2 separate regions of the Homo sapiens genome follow, and region 2 is linked to region 1. The links are chromatin loops, found by intact Hi-C in ENCODE. Cell type or tissue: sigmoid colon. All regions are shown on one strand. Each heading gives the region's core, and the rest is flanking DNA. Links, peaks and the distances in the headings are about the cores only. Region 1 overlaps NEK10 (NIMA related kinase 10). Region 2 has its middle 88 kb from the start of SLC4A7.

Region 1 (7,972 bases), core at 2,311-6,310:
CTACTAATTTGAAGCCTCATCAATGCTATTCACTCTAGAAGAGCTATAATTAAAGAGCACGAGAATATTGTACATATGATCTCTATTTATGGTAGGAGGTTTTGTACACATAAAAATTAAAATAACATTTAAAACCAGTTATATTTATTCAACAAACATTTTTTCCATTCCACCTATGTAAAATCCTTGAGTTAGGCTCTGGAGACACACATATGTAGATGGCAGGAGTGCTCTTTGCTGAGCTGTAAGCAAGCATAAGGTGGGTATACAAACAACTAGAACTTAAGACAGAACGAGATAAGTGTTAAAAGTAAATTATACATGCAGTGTTACGAGGCGCCAGAATAGAGACACCTCATTCCTGCTGAGAGGACTAAGAGACACCTCATGTGGGTGGTGGTCTCTAAATGGGGACTGGAAGGATGGATGGATTTGCCAAGTAAAGATCGGGAAGAGGTGAAAATAAAGGAGATTCCAGCAAAGAGAATAGGAGGCTCAAAGGTGAATAGAAATTGTGCAGACAAAACATCAAGACATGCTGTAATTCCGAGAGAAGCAGTTCCGTAACTCCATGGAGGGCATTACTGGGAAAAAATGTTAGAAAATTAGGGTGGATTCACACTGTGGGAGGACTTAGATGTGAGCCTGAATTTGAACGTTTTCATGCAGACCGTGATACCCAATGAAAACGTGTGAGCAAGGGACTGGCCAGAATTAGCTGTGGGGACTTCCTTCTAGTCATAAAATGAACTGGAGATGGGGAGCGTATCAACTGGGAGCTCAGGTGGGGGTCAGTGACAGCAGGAGTAAGAATGGAGAGAAAGGGGTAGTATTTGAAGCGATATGATCAACGGAACATGAAGAAAGATTGGAAGAAAAGAAGCAAAGTCAAAGACATCAGTCTATTTAAGTGGGAGTGGCTGGGCACAATGTCATAATTAACTAACACAGGGGGAGAGAAAGGAATAGGCTGAGATAGAGCAGAGGACTCTATTTTGGACATACTGCAGTGCCGCAGGCCCAGGTGAAAAAAATACAACAGGCCACAGAAAATGAGGTGAGGGCAAAAGACTAAAATCTGGGAGTTATTCACATGAAGGAGATTCATCTGAAGCTTGGGAGTGGGAAGACACCAAGGAAGAGAATAATGTTTAAATGGTCATGGTAATGTTATTTTTAAATGTTTGCCATGACAATAAATTTATTCAATAATTTTGATGATATGGGACTAACTCAATGTTTCCTAAACCATGTCCTGGAAACAGTCATTTTATTTTGTGCAGTGGATGGAATTAGGCATTCTACCAAAAAAAGAAAAAAGAAAAAAAAAGAAAAGAGAGAGAGACAGAGAGAAAGAGAGAGTTTTATTGTCCAATCAGCTTGGGAAATGTAAGGTAAAACAGATTTAACAAATTCTCTATCTCAGGACTCTTTGGCGCTGCTGAGCACTATAAGTCTCTAAAAGAAGAACTAGTGTGCAGCTTTTTCTAAACATCCCTAACCAAAGCACACTTCGTTTCCCAGGACACGTATTACTCCTGTGGAATAAAGTTTGAGAAGTGCTGCTATAGAGTAGAAGAATGAGAAAGACGCTTACTCCCTCTTAGAGAATTTTGTCATTATGTTATGTACTCAAGAATTTAACCTTCATTTATGAAATGAATATTTTCCCTCCATGCTCCCATGGAAAGTGGAGCAAGGCCAGGAGATTGCTCACAGACCCTGGTCTTCCTTGCATTTCCTTTCCTTATACCAACAGGACTGTACTAACCTGAGAGTGTAAACTAAAGAAAACCATGACTACAAGGTATGTATACACATGGGCTTAACACTTCTAGTTACTGACCTGAAAAGCAAATATGACTGCAAGCTTAGATTACAGCAATGCGCCCTGTGTGCCCTTTTAGCCCTCAGCATCTTTCACTTGTCACAGGCCAGAGGGCCATAAAACTGGTTTCTATATTTCTGAGTCTAATGACTTGGAGAAAGTTCCCTGGGTAATCTGAACTTTAGTTCAATCTGTAAACTGTGAACAATGTCCTTCCTAAGCTTACCCCCTGAATTGTTCCTTTTTTAAAAAAAATAGACTCAATAATATAATACTGGTAAAAAGTATGTTTTTAAGAATGGAGCACATTTTGCCAATATATTTTTATTACAGCCAAAACTGTCATTTCCATTTAGGGCTCTCATCCTAAGCCTACGTGGCAACTAAATCAATGAATGCTGAACACACTGCATAACTTTTAACACTGAATCACTGACATGACCATTTACTCCTCTGTTCAAAAATCATCAGTGGCTCCATAAAGTTTATTTATTTATTTATTTATTATTTATTTATTTATTTTGAGACAGAGTCTCCCTCTGTTGCCCAGGCTGGAGTGCAGTGGCGCGATCTTGGCTCACTGCAAGCTCCGCCTCCCGGGTTCACGCCATTCTTCTGCCTCAGCCTCCCCAGTGGCTGGGACTACAGGCGCCCGCCACCACGCCCGGCTAATTTTTTCTATTTTTTAGTAGAGACGGGGTTTCACCGTGTTAGCCAGGAAGGTCTCGATCTCCTGACTTCGTGATCCACCCACCTCGGCCTCCTAAAGTGCTGGGAGTACAGGCGTGAGCCACCGCGCCCAGCCAAAGTTTATTCTTTGGTTATGATTTTAATGCCCCTCTGTGGACTGGCCTTTACCTATCTTTCTAGGTTTGGAACAGTAACCACTCTTCTAAAAGGTTTGGTATACTCGATTTGTAGGAGGATGAGAAAAAAGGAAATACAAGAGATACTTCTAAAGTTTTCTACCGTAAGTCTGACAAAATATGGTGCCATTAAAAGAATCAGGAATTGATTCCAAAAGTTCAAGGATGAGGGGAAGAATTGAAGAGCTCCATTATAAAGTTATTGAGTATAATATGCTACAATTGCTGTTCTCAAAGTTTTGGTCTCAAACCCCTTTACACTCTTAAAAATTACTGAGAACCTCAAAGAGCTTTGTTTACATGGGTTAGAATGTATCTGTTTATATTTATTGTATTAGAAATTAAAAGTGAGAAATTTTTAAAACATAAGAATACACAAGTACACATGTTCCATCAGCTGCCAGGGCCATGATGTCATGAGATGTTGTGTAGCTTAGGGAAAATCCCACAGCACACATGTAAGAGAGTGACAAGACAAATAACATCACTGAGAATAATTTAGCATCGTGTTGAAGATAGCTTTGATCTTGTGGAATCCCTGAAAGGGTTTCAGAGACCTGTAAACTGTACACGGGCCCACACTTTGAAAACCATTATGCTACTGTGTCATCAAGGTGGTTGTCTAACATGTCTCTGGAAACTTGGGACTTAAAGGGGAAAGTTTGAGGCTGTAGATATGAACTTGTGAACAAACAGCAACAACAAAAAGATAGTTGAAGCCAAGAGCTTGGAAGATATGGGAGAAGACAATAAAGAAAAAAAAAACTTTGGGGAAGGTTATTTAGGAAGACAAGGTTAAGAATAGGAACGTGTAAATAATACCCAAAAAATGCTGAATAAATGCTAGAGGTTCTCAGGATCAGTACAGGCAAAGAGAAAACGTGGTACAGTGTGTCTCCTGCTAAAAACAGGTTGGGGAATGTAAGGGCTGAGAGAAGTCTACTCAATCGCACTATTTTTTATTATTGTTTCTAACATAATTACAATTCAGGATCTTTTAAGGTTTTCTCTTTATCTTTGATAAGCAATGTGCTATGGCTTCACTATAATGAATCCAGGTGAACATTTATCTTTATCCTGCTTGGGACTCGAGCTGTAACTGAAATCTCAATACGTGTCTTCGTTTAATTCTGAAAAACTCTAAACAATTATATCTTCAAAATGGCTTCTCTGTCATTCCTTCCAGTCTTTCCTGGCTGGAACATTCACTAAACATATAATGGAAACTGTACTAGCAGGAAAGATCCAGTCTACAAGCCACCAGTTTGCAACCTCTGAGTCGAAGAATGAGGACTGCAGCATGGCCCAGTGTGGTCTATTTAAATGGCTTCCAGAGAGAACCTTGTACATAGAATTCAATGTGCAAGTTATGCAATACATCAGTCCTGGTGGAAAGGAACTGGATTCAGGAGACAGCCTGACCTTTCAAGAAATATAGTATGAAAGTAGGAGGAGGACTTGAAGGAATAGCTGGGTCAAGAGAAGGACATTTTTATGATAAGGAAAAATAGAGAGCGGGTAGAAGGGAAAGCCTTGGCCAGGAAGAGGAATATTACTTCTGAAATATGAGGGAAGTAGAGTTGCGGGATAACCCAAATATTTCAAACAAAAAGAGAAAATAAGATAGCTCCCACTGGGATGGCCTTGGGCTTTCCTGTAAAACAGAGGATGATATAATTTGATGAGAATAATGGGGGCAGGAGAGGGTTTGGCTGAGAAAAGTGAAGATGGCTTGGAAGAGCCGCTATGGACCCTGCAGTACTGACTGAACAAGAGAGGAAAGGAACAGATACCCATGAAAAAGGCATGCTGAGAGCCACTGGCGTAAGTCGCAAGTTGTAGTAAACCCCAGCATAGCTTTGTGACTTCAGCCAACAATTCTTGGCACCTCAAGATGTTAAACAACTGCCTGAGCACGTGGTCTTCTGTGTGGAAAGAGTGCCAGGGAGGACAGACTCGGAGATAATTCCCTTCTATGGAAAGGCTGGCCAGCAGGACAATATTCGTTTAATATGTGTCTTGGTCACAAAATCTCATAAAGTCGTCTCTGAGTTTTTTCCTTCAGAGGGCAATACAATCAACCCTGTTCAATCCACCCAGAATGAGATTAAAAAAGACAGAACTTCAGATGGGAGATCAGCAGAGTAAGACACTCTTATCAACAGATTTTCTGAACAAACAGAACATCTCTAGGACAAATATTTGCTAGTTCAAGTCAGATTAACTGGACCTTCCTCCTGGAAAACGTTATTAATATTACACATATAATGTTTTCATCTAAACTGAGACACATTGGAGAATAAAAGACGGCACTATGAATAATTAAGTGGGAACAGTAAGCACATAATAAGACTGATCCAGGCAAAAGGAAACTTATGGCCCATGCTCATTTATACATGACCCAAACTGAATTGCGATAAGCAGCTCAGAAATGCATGGAACACACAGTTCTGTATGGTTGGTCACAGGAAAATAAGGATGCTTACCTACCCAGAAAACTGTGAGCAACAAGGACAGAAAGCCATTTCAAGGATGCCCTGGCTCACATATCCAAAGGGCTGTGGTTAGCTAAATTACAATAGCACGAGGCCAGTTTAGAATACAGTATGAGGAAGAGGACGATTCTTCTAATGGAAAGATGTGTAGTGCCCATGAATCCCAGAAGAGTCCAATCAGAGTAGGCTCTGTGGCTGGTTGGTACCAAAATACTTTCTCAAATGCCAAATATGGAAAAGATGGTTACTTCTGAAATACGAGGGAAGTAGAGTTGCAGGATAACCCAAATATTTCAAACAACAAAGAAAAAATAAGATAGCTCCCACTGGGATGGCCTTGGGCTTCCCTGTAAAACAGAGGATGGTTACTTTTCCAAACTTGGCACTTAAAGGAAACATATTCTGACTCAAATAACAATTCATCAATAAAATCGAGTTCAAAATTAAAGGTGTGAGCTTCCTAGTAGCTTACGAGGGCAGGGCATAAAAGGAGACACTTTTTCAGTTAAAAAAAAAAAAGTGTTAAGTAAGCTTTTCTTTAGAGCCTCACAGCTAAAGCACTATGTCTTTGCTACTCAAAGTATGGGCCATGAACTAGTAGCAATAGCATCCCTGGGAAACTTGTTAGAAATGAAGAATCTTGTTTATACATACTGAGTCAGATTCTGCATGTACAAGATGTCCAGGTGATTCCCATGCACATTAAAGTTTGAGAGGCACTAAAAACAGAGGCCAGGCATGGTGGTTCATGCCTGTAATCCCAGCACTTTGGGAGGTAGAGGCAGGCAGATCACCTGAGGTCAGGGGTTTGAGACCAGCCTGGCCAACATGGTGAAACCCCATCTCTACTATAAATGCAAAAATATTAGCCGGACATGGTGGCACGTGCCTGTAGTCCCAGCTACTCAGGAGGCTAAGGAGGGAGAATTGCTTAAACCTGGGAGGTGGAGAGTGCTAGGATTATAGGCGTGAGCCACCATGCCCAACCAGGAAAAGATTCTTGACCTCAGTGCCCTCCTTTGGGACAAGCAGGAGGCTCCTTGCTCACCTCTAGCTCAAATTTGACTCTAGAGGTTGGGAAGGGATTGACCCTGGAGCAGCTAGTAAAGCTCCATTGGCTGCCTCTCAGCCACATGAGCAGGCCATCACTCATCACTGCTGACTTTGACCTAGGGAGCTGCTTGGCCTTGAACATGTTTGAAGATGTGGCCAAGTGTATACCTCCTTGAATGGTAAATGGTTTAAAATGCCAAATAGCAAAGAAAACATAGACCAAAAAGTTCAATCCACTTAATCCCATAAGTAATACAACAGAAATACACAAATTTTTGGTCCCCATTAAAGCGCTCCTCTCAAATCTTTTTAAATAGTAGATGAGACATTCCCCATATATGGAAGCTATTGAGTTGTGAGAGAGAAAACAAAAAGTAAACATGGACTACTTCAAAGAAAAGCCCACCAGTCTTTTATTACAACTTTATAACAAGTAAAAAAAAAAATTGTATTTTTCCAACCAACCTGATAACATGGATCCCTCATTAGTAGCCTCAGACAGATTAACACTCTCAGAAAATGAATAGATGGGGCTCGATTAACCCACTCTCTGAAAGAAGAAAACAAGAGAACATGTTCACGTTTAAAATCCCAGTGTGGCAATTCATAAAAATGCAAGGCTATGAAGGAGTATAAAGAACGCACTAAGCACTTAGTTAATTTGCACTGGGGACTGTTATTTGGTACTTGAACACTTGACTCATTTTAATTCAAAACACATTTAAACTATCTTTTTCAGTGTGGAGGAGAGGCCCCCCCCAAACTTATTTGGTTCATGCCACCACCCTTACTGACTCAGTAATATTTCATAGTACCCTAAGATCAAACGAAAGAGCTAAATGTTCCAAAATTTAGGTAGGTCTAACTTGGTAAGAATTTACGCCATAACCAATTGGTATCCACTTGAAAAAATAATACATTACATCAAAAGATTATTTTCATAACCACACTTACTTATTAATGGGGGTGTGTGCATTAGTGGAAACAAAACAACTTCTCAAGCCTGGGAATCAGTTTGGACTTCACCATCTTTGTTTTCTCTTCCCCCTTTCATAGAGTACTTGTTTTTTTATCATAGCAACCACTGAAAACTCAGCTTCTGAAAGATATACCATCAGCTAAAGGAAGGCAGGATGACCTAACATTGAAATCACAAACTGCCTTCAGTTGTTCATGCTGTATCTGATGGATGTTGAGTAGCACTGAGGGTGTTTTTGGTTTTGTTTTTTAGAAAATTGAAAATACCTCACAGTGTCCCCTGGGAGTTCTCTGCAGCCCTGAGGCAGTTTGGTGCTCAGTTTGGGAAACACAGGGATAAAGTATTTTTTTAGATTAGTTTCCCCAGAAGCAGACCCTGAGATGAAGATTAGTGTGTGCAAATTAATGACTGAAAACATGCTCTCAGGAGAGGCCAGTAAGAGAGTGGGAGAAACAGGAAAGGGAAGAGGAGAAATCCAAGCAAGGGTATCACATCAGCCAAAATCTCCCCTCAATCCGAACAGTGGGGCTCTGGAATGTAAGTTACTGCTCAGAGTTGTCCCATACTGAGGCAAGGGCACTGGGCTTTTCTACACTACTGAAGCTGTTGCCATTCGCTAAGAGCTGCAGGAGGGACTGATGGAGCATTCCCAGACACTCCCACTGGCTCTCTGTGCCTGCAGGCAAGGTAGACTCAAGGAACCTGAGGGTGGTTGGTGCAAGTGTTGTTGGACAGGAAGGTGCCAAAACCA
Region 2 (7,972 bases), core at 1,899-5,898, 250 kb after region 1:
CTGGGACGACTGGGAGATTTTGATCCTTTCTGTTTCTAAAATGAAGAAGCCACCTCAGCCTGTTGGTGCTGGCATCGGCATTGTTGCTCAGCAGCCTGAGGGCTTGGAAACATGCCCACGCTGTCTGCTAAAGCCTTCTCCATCTGCCTTGCTTCACCCGAGGGAGCATGTAAAGGAAAGGCAGACACACTATTAAACAGGGCTTCCTGAAAACATAGATGGGTATGCTTGTGCGACTCCCAGGCAGACCCTGACCAAAAAAGGCAAGGAGGCCTGGCCTTCAAGAGCTCTTGTTCCCAAAATATTCTTTGCTTGTGAAAATCAAATAAATGCCAAAGGACTCATGGGGTAATTGCCTGACAGCTCCTGGGGCTAAAATCTCATAACATTTCTTACCCTCTCTGGTACAGAAAACATCACGATACATCTCATCTTCTTCTACACTGATTTTTCTCATACTCAAGAACCACGTTAGTCACCTTAACTTCTGTAGGATCTACTCCTCAGAGTAACCCCGGTGTTGGTTGCTGAATGACTGCCTTGGTTTGAATGTGTCCCTCAAAGTTCACGTGCTGGAAACCTACTCCCAATGCAACAGTATTAAGAGGTGGGACTTTTAAGAGGTGATTAGGTCATTCATGGATTATTATTATTATTATTATTATTATTATTGAGACAGGGTCTCATTCTGTCACCCAGGCTGGAGTGCAGTGGTGTAATCTCAGCTCACTGCAGCCTTGAGCTCAAGGGCTCAATTGATCCTCCCATCTCAGCCTCCTAAGTAGCTAAGACTACAGGTATGCACAACCACACTTCACTCATTTTCTTTTCTTTTTCTTTTTTTTTTGTTTTGTATGGAGACGAAGTTTTGCTATGTTACCCAGGCTGGTCTCAAACTCCTGGACTCAAGTGATCTGCCTGCCTTGGCCTCCCACAGTGCTGAGCTCATGGGCCTGAGCGACCATGCCCAGCCCAAATTAATCTTTTTATTTTTATTATTTTTATTTTATTCTTTTTCCTTTAAAAAAATTTTTTTAAAATCTTATTTCTTATAGAGACAGGGTCTCACTGTGTTGGCCAGGCTGGTCTTATACTCCTGGGCTCAAGTGATCCTCCCCTCTTGGCCTCCCAAAGTGCTGGGATTAAGGGCATGAGCCACTGTGTCTGGCTATGGATTGGTGTTTTTAGCACGGGAGTATGTTACTTACTGTGGGGATGGTTTTGTTATAAAAGCGAGTTCAGCACTCTTTTGCTCACTCTTGCCATGTGATGCCTTTTGTTGATGCAACAAGAAAGGCCTCAGCAGTTGAAGCCTCTGGATCGTGGACTTCCCATCCTCCAGAACAGTGAGCAAAATGAACATCTTTTTTTTTTTTTGAGACAGAGTCTCGCTCTGTTGCCCAGACTGGAGTGAAATGGTGCAATCTCGGCTCACTGCAACCTCTGCCTCCCAGTTCAAGTGATTCTCCTGCCTCAGCCTCCCAAGTAGCTGGGATTATAGGCGCCCTGTAATCACCATGCCCAGTTAATTTTTGTATTTTTAGTAGAGATGGGGTTTCACCATGTTGGTCAGGCTGGTCTTGAACTTCTGACCTCAGATGATCCACGCACCTCAGCCTCCCAAAGTGCTAGGATTACAGGTGTGAGCCACTGCACCCAGCCATGAGCATCTATTTTTATAAATCACCCAATCTGTGGTATTCCGTTGTAGCTGCACGCAAACTGACAACTAAATGAACAAACACTGTTAGAAGATACTTCTCGGCCCGGTGCGGTAGCTCACGCCTGTAATCCCAGCACTTTGGGAGGCCAAGGCAGGCCTATCACAAGGTCAGGAGTTCAAGACCAGCCTGGCCAATATGGTGAAACTCTGTCTCTACTAAAAATACAAAAATTAGCCATGTGGTGGCAGGTGCCTGTAGTCCCAGCTACTTGGGAGGCTGAGGCAGAGAATTGCTTGAACCCGGGAGGCGGAGGTTGCAGTGAGCCGAGATCGCACCACTGCACTCCAGCCTGGCGACAGAGCTAGATTCCATCTCAAAAAAAAAAAAAAAAAAAAAGAAGAAGAAGATACTTCTCATACTTTGGGTCTCCCTAGAAGCATACTCTGGAACAAGGATTCCTGTGTAAGTTGTTTAGTTGGGAATTGATCCCAGGGACACCATAAGGGAGAGAGGAAGTGAGATGGGGAAGAGAAAGGGAGGCAGCCAATAAAAGGGTGTGTTATTAAGCAAGTTTTCTCTGTGGGCAGCTAGAGTCTAATCTCAGGGAAGCTCTGGGAAATGGTACAAAACATGTCCTCAGAATTATCCCACCCCAGGGTGAGGTGGCTCAAATAATTTATATGCCAAATCCTGAGAGTCATTTGTTGAGGGCTGCTCCTGGGGGAGTCATAATTTCCCAGCCCTTTCAACCTGCCACACATAGAAGGACAGGGTGGCCTTCCACAGTTTCAGAAACTCCCTCAGGCTCCATGATGCAGACGCTGGAAGGTGGAAGTCGGCCAGAGCACACTGACATGGAAAGTCTGAGGGAAAGTCTGTGGGCGAGGCACACACTGCATTTTCTACACCCCTTTCCAGGGAAAAATGTCCACAGGAGACCTGAATCCTCTCCATAGCATTTGTGACAACTGGTTGTTCCCATACCCACCCCACACCTGAACTGAGAAGAAACTTAGTACATATCAGGGCAAATGATTTCATTGCTGGCAACTTCAAGTGTTGAAGTGCTTTCCCATGTATCCTAAAATCTCCCTGTCCCTACATTCCTCAGTGGCTGCTAGTTCAACTCTCTGGAGCTGCTCAAAACACCTAAAGCCTTTTCTGCATGTCAGCCTTTAAATATGTGAAATAGTCACAATAGTCCCTCTGTATACCTGTGGTTCCCTGTTTTTTAAACATCTGCAATTCTTTCAACATAATGCTTACATGATATGATTTTGAGTTCCCAGCCATCCCTCACACACCTAAGAAAAATTTTTTATAAAGGGAAAATAAAGTATCCACTAAGGACCATGTACTAAATTGCTTTTAAACACTGGCGTCCCTTCAACCCACATTCTTTAAATATGTGATGACAACATAGTGAGAAAAGAGGCTGGGCTTCCTTGGGGAGATGGATGGAGGATGAAGGTCGTTAACAAGGCTCAGTGTCCCCTCTACATTCCAGCACAATTCAACTCTTGTTACAAACTTGCAAATACCTACAACAAAAGTAAAGCCCTGTAAGTAATTGTTGTATCTTCTCCAAAGGCATATTAGGGATTTGAGTTCTTGTTCTCTACCCTTACCCCAAATTGTTTATGAATATATTCCTTTCAGTCATGTGTAGCACTTTTCCTGAGTGGACTAGGGGAATTTGATTTTCTCCATCTTGTTACATTTCTAGTACAGTCTTGTTGAGCCCCGTGCTCCTTTCACAGATTAATTCCTTTCCCAGCAGTTGCTCAGCTTTCCTGACAAGGCTTATAGTACTTTCTGTAATGCTCATTGCACCCCTTGGAGAAAAAGATTATTCCTGTTATATTACAGAAGAGGACATTGAGCCTCAAAGAAGTGAATATTTTTGTCTAAAGCTAAAATGGGAACCTAGGCTTGCCTGACTCTCAGCAATTTCTGTTATCTTTTTCCTGTTTAGGATCCATTCCTCCTTATTCTGGTATAGTGCCCACATTTATCTTTTGGAAACCGCCCCCTCTACTTACTTCAATCTTTGTTATTTGGGTGAAGATGTCTCCATCCCAGGTTCCAGGCACAAGCCAGTCACCATACACTCTTCCCTTGGCCAGTTATTGGTTCAAAGATGAGCACGTGACCAGAGTTAGGCCCTTATTTTATTTTATTTTATTGAATTAATTAATTTATTTTTTGAGGTGGAGTTTCACTGTGTCGCCCAGGCTGAAGCACAGTGGCACAATCTCGGCTCACTGCAATCTCTGCCTCCCAGGTTCAAGTAATTCTCTTGCCTCAGCCTCCCAAGTAGCTGGGACTACAGGTGTGTACCACCACGCCTGGCTAATTTTTGTATTTTTAGTAGAGACAGGGTTTCACTATATTGGCCAGGCTTGTCTTGAACTCCTGATAGGCCTGCCTTGGCCTCCCAAAGTGCTGGGATTACAGGCGTGAGCCATCGTGCCCGGCCAGGCCCTTATTTTAATCGGGTGAAAGAAAGCAAGAAATTCTTTCCAATAAGACTAGAAGTTGTAAGGGTGATGTGAGCCTGAATCTACCAGGAGCCACCACGAAGAGCCTAATAATGGAGCCATCAAAGAGGATAATTGAGATAAGGGGGAGAGAGGGTGAGCTCAGATGGCATCACTGGAGTTCCTAGATCCAGCTGTATCTATTTATCTCTGGACTTCTCTGTTACAGGATCAATAAGTCAAAATCAGTCTCTCTATCCACCCCACCATGTTCTTCCCCCTCTGCCTCTTTCTCTCTCTTCTCCTTCCTCCCTCTCTACCTCCTAAGCAAGTTTGAGCTGATTTATTATTTGCAATGGACCAACCAAAATAATTGTAACAAATTGGTACTCCTCTCCCCAAGCTCTTCCCACAACAGTGCACAGATTACATTTTGGTATAGACACCACACATACCCACATCCACGCAATCATTTATTTTTTTCAGACCCATTTGCTCTCACAAACTGATATGGTTTGGATGTTTGTCCCTTTCAAATCTCATGTTGGAATGTGATCCCTAATGTTGGAGGTGGGGCCTAGTGGGAGGTGTTTGGGTCATGGGTGGCAGAACCTTCATGAATGGCCTAGTGCCATCCTAGTAATAATGAGTGAATGGTTGTTCTATTAGTTCACGAGACAGCTGGTTGTTAGAAGGAGACCAGCACCTCCTTTCTTCTCTCTCTTTTGTTCCCTCTCTTGCCATGTGACACACCTGCTCCCTCTTTGCCTTCTGCCATGAGTAAAAGATTCCTGGAGGCTCACCAGAAGCAGATGCTGGTGCCATGTGTCTGTAGCCTGCAAAACTATGAGCCAGATAAACTTCTTTTCTTATAAATTTCCCAGTGTTGGGTATTCCTTTATAGCAATGCAAAATGGAATGACACACGCTTTGAGAGAAGCTGGGGCTGGGTCCGTATTAAGTTGTTATAATGTGTTGTTTTTTTTTTTTCTGAGACAGAGTCTCGCTCTGTCACCCACGCTGGAGTGCAGTGGCACGATCTTGGCTCACTGCAACCTCCGCCTCCCAGGTTCAAGCCATACTCCTGCCTCAGTCTCCCAAGTAGCTAGGATTACAGGCATGCGTCACCATGCCCAGCTAATTTTTGTATTTTTAGTGGAGATGGGGTTTCACTATGTTGGCCAGGCTGGTCTTGAACTCCTGACCTCATGATCCTCCCACCTCCGCCTCCCAAAGTACAGGATTACAGGCGAAAGCCACTATGCCCAGCCTATAGTCTTTTTTATAAGTGAAGAAACTGAGACTCAGAGAGGCTAAATGACTTATCTAAGATCATGCAGTGAGCCAGTGGATGGCAGACCTGGTAGAAGGACCCAGACACCGGGTCTTAGGCCAGTGTTCTTTCCACTGTATCTTGCTGGATTCCTGGGCTCATGACTCACCTTAATCAACAAGCTACATGATTCTCCAAAAAAGCTCATCTCTCTGGACTTTAATTCTCAACTACAAAATGAGGAAGTTGGCAACTATGATTCCAAAGGGCTCTTCCAAAACTTGTATTCAGGTGCTCCATGATATTGCTTCATAACTGTGCCTAGGACTGGCTAGGTTGACTCTAAGACCCTAATGAGAGAATGTCACATCAGTCAGCATGCACACACACACACACACACTCATGTACACACCTGTCATTAAAGTCTCTAGTGTTTTTGTGCTGAGAAGGAGCAAACATTGGTAACAACCCAAGAGTAATAAAATAATTGTGTAGATGCTCCGTACCCCATCTGTTCTATTCCTGTTTTTAAAACGAGTGCCATGTGCTTTAATCTTCTTGTCTTTTAGTCCCCAAACAAAATGAAATAAAGCAGTCTTTGCGTTGCTGCATTTCCAGTGACAATGAGACAACGGGCTCTGCACCAGTCCTGGGTCACTCACTGAGCTCTGCACTGGGGAGTGGGAAAGTGGAGGAGCTGAAAAGCCTGCCTCCTCCCATTCCTTAGGTGTGGAGACAAGGTTCAGACACAGCTCTGAGCCAAACATGTGTTCTCCCAGCTGGGGCCTATGGCTTCTCAAGATGTCAAACAGGGAAGTAGTATGTCCACACACTGATGTATTACTGATAATTCATTTATCTCTCTTCTTTTTTTTCGAGACGGAGTCTCGCTCTGTTGCCTAGGCTAGACCAGTGCAGTGGCACCATCTCAGCTCACTGCAACCGTCACCTCCCGGGTTCAAGCAATTTTCTGCCTCAGCCTCCTGAGTAGCTGGGATTACAAGCTCCCACCACCATGCCCAGCTAATTTTTGTATTTTTAGTAGAGATGGGGTTTCACCATCTTGGCCAGGCTGATCTTGAACTCTTGACCTTGTGATCCACCTTCCTCGGCCTCCCAAAGTGCTGGGATTACAGGTGTGAGCCACCACACCTGGCAATAATTTATTTATCTTATTATTTTATTTTTATTAGTACCAAAGACCAAGACTAGTGGTGTTTTGTTTTGTTTTGTTTTTTGTTTTCGAGATGGAGTCTCACTCTGTTGCCCAGGCTGAAGTGCAGTGGTATGATTTCAGCACGCTGTAACCTCCGTCTCCCAAGTTCAAGCAATACTCCTGCCTCAGCCTCCGGAGTAGCTGAGATTACAGGCTCCCACCACCACGCCCAGCTACTTTCTGTATTCTTAGCAGAGATGAGATTTCACCATGTTAGCTGTGCTGGTCTCAAACTCCTGACTTCAAGTGATCTGCCCGCCTTGGCCTCCCAAAGTGCTGGGATTACAGGAGTCAGCCCCTGCACCTGGCCCAAAACTAGTGTTAATGAGAATCTAAATCCCCATTAGACTACCTGCTTGTTGTGGGCACCTCCCTGGCCTTCATTTACTTTGCAGATTCTTTTAGTCACTCTTGGACTTTTCTTTTTCCTGCATACTGCTTTAAAAGATTTCTAAAAGGAATAGGAGCACAAAGGATATTGCCTTGCTATATTTTGTTGAACCCTAATTGTGTCGGAAAAAACTCAAACCATCTGTCTGCTGTTCTCACACCACAACAACAACGAACACAGAAGACTTCTGTGAGCAAATGTGTGGGAGTTTCTCCCCACACACCATGCAAGCAATCAGTTTTGCAGTGGATCCCAGCTGTATAGCATCAGAAACCACAGGATGAGGGTTCCATCTCACAAGTCTGCCCCCTCTCCTTCCCACCAGTCATGAATCTAGGCCCCTGGAACATCTGACCAACCAGCTTTAACTTGGGGTTTTCACAACCCCCGATTTGGGTTGGATTAATTTGTTAGAGCAGCCCACAGAACTAGGGAAATACTTATATTGACCAATTTAATGCAAAGGATATCTTAAAGGACACAAATAAACAGCCACATGAAGAGATACACAGGATGAGTTCTAGAAGAGTCCTTGAGTGCGGCAGTTTTGTCCCTGTGAAGTTGGGGACATTCTCTTGGCACATGGATGAGTTCTTGTGCACTTCCCTGAAAGCTGGGGGATGGAGCTGAAAGTCCCATCCCCTCTAACCCTGCCTTGTTCCTTCTGGTGACCAGGCCCCCATCCTGCAACTACCTAGGAACTGCCAGCCTTGAGTCAACTCAGTGTATGAAAGACACTTATCACTTTGAATATTCCAAGGATTTTAGGAGTTGTGTGCCAGCACACACGGTCAAAGACCAAATATATATTTCTCAGTATCATACAAATACAAATCCTTCCCAGTGAACTGCAATCAACTGGCTCGTGAGAATCAGGATCATTAGCAACCCAAGAATGTTTCTTGAGTTCCTGCACTCTCCTCATGCAGAGCTCCTGCCCAGTCATTG

What was found. Hi-C counts contacts between places; a loop is a spot of excess contacts. Peaks named below come from ENCODE experiments on the same cell type or tissue, not always from the same donor. Only the 100,000 strongest peaks of a DNase experiment are listed, where the experiment ranks them.
Region 2: a loop joins it to region 1, with 4 times the contacts of the local background. A loop is called at or near these places in 1 of 110 quality-filtered maps.

What each region holds. Positions count from the first base shown.
Region 1 is chr3:27,315,470-27,323,441 of GRCh38, forward strand. It overlaps NEK10 (NIMA related kinase 10), which reads right to left. Exons shown (of 36, transcript NM_001394966.1): 6 at 6,708-6,792. Among named protein-coding and RNA genes, the nearest start is that of NEK10, 50 kb to the right of the region's middle. In sigmoid colon, for the core only: no CTCF peak of the experiment used is centred there; a DNase peak (open chromatin) is centred at 4,602.
Region 2 is chr3:27,568,425-27,576,396 of GRCh38, forward strand. No RefSeq gene overlaps it. Among named protein-coding and RNA genes, the nearest start is that of SLC4A7, 88 kb to the left of the region's middle. In sigmoid colon, for the core only: no CTCF peak of the experiment used is centred there; no DNase peak of the experiment used is centred there.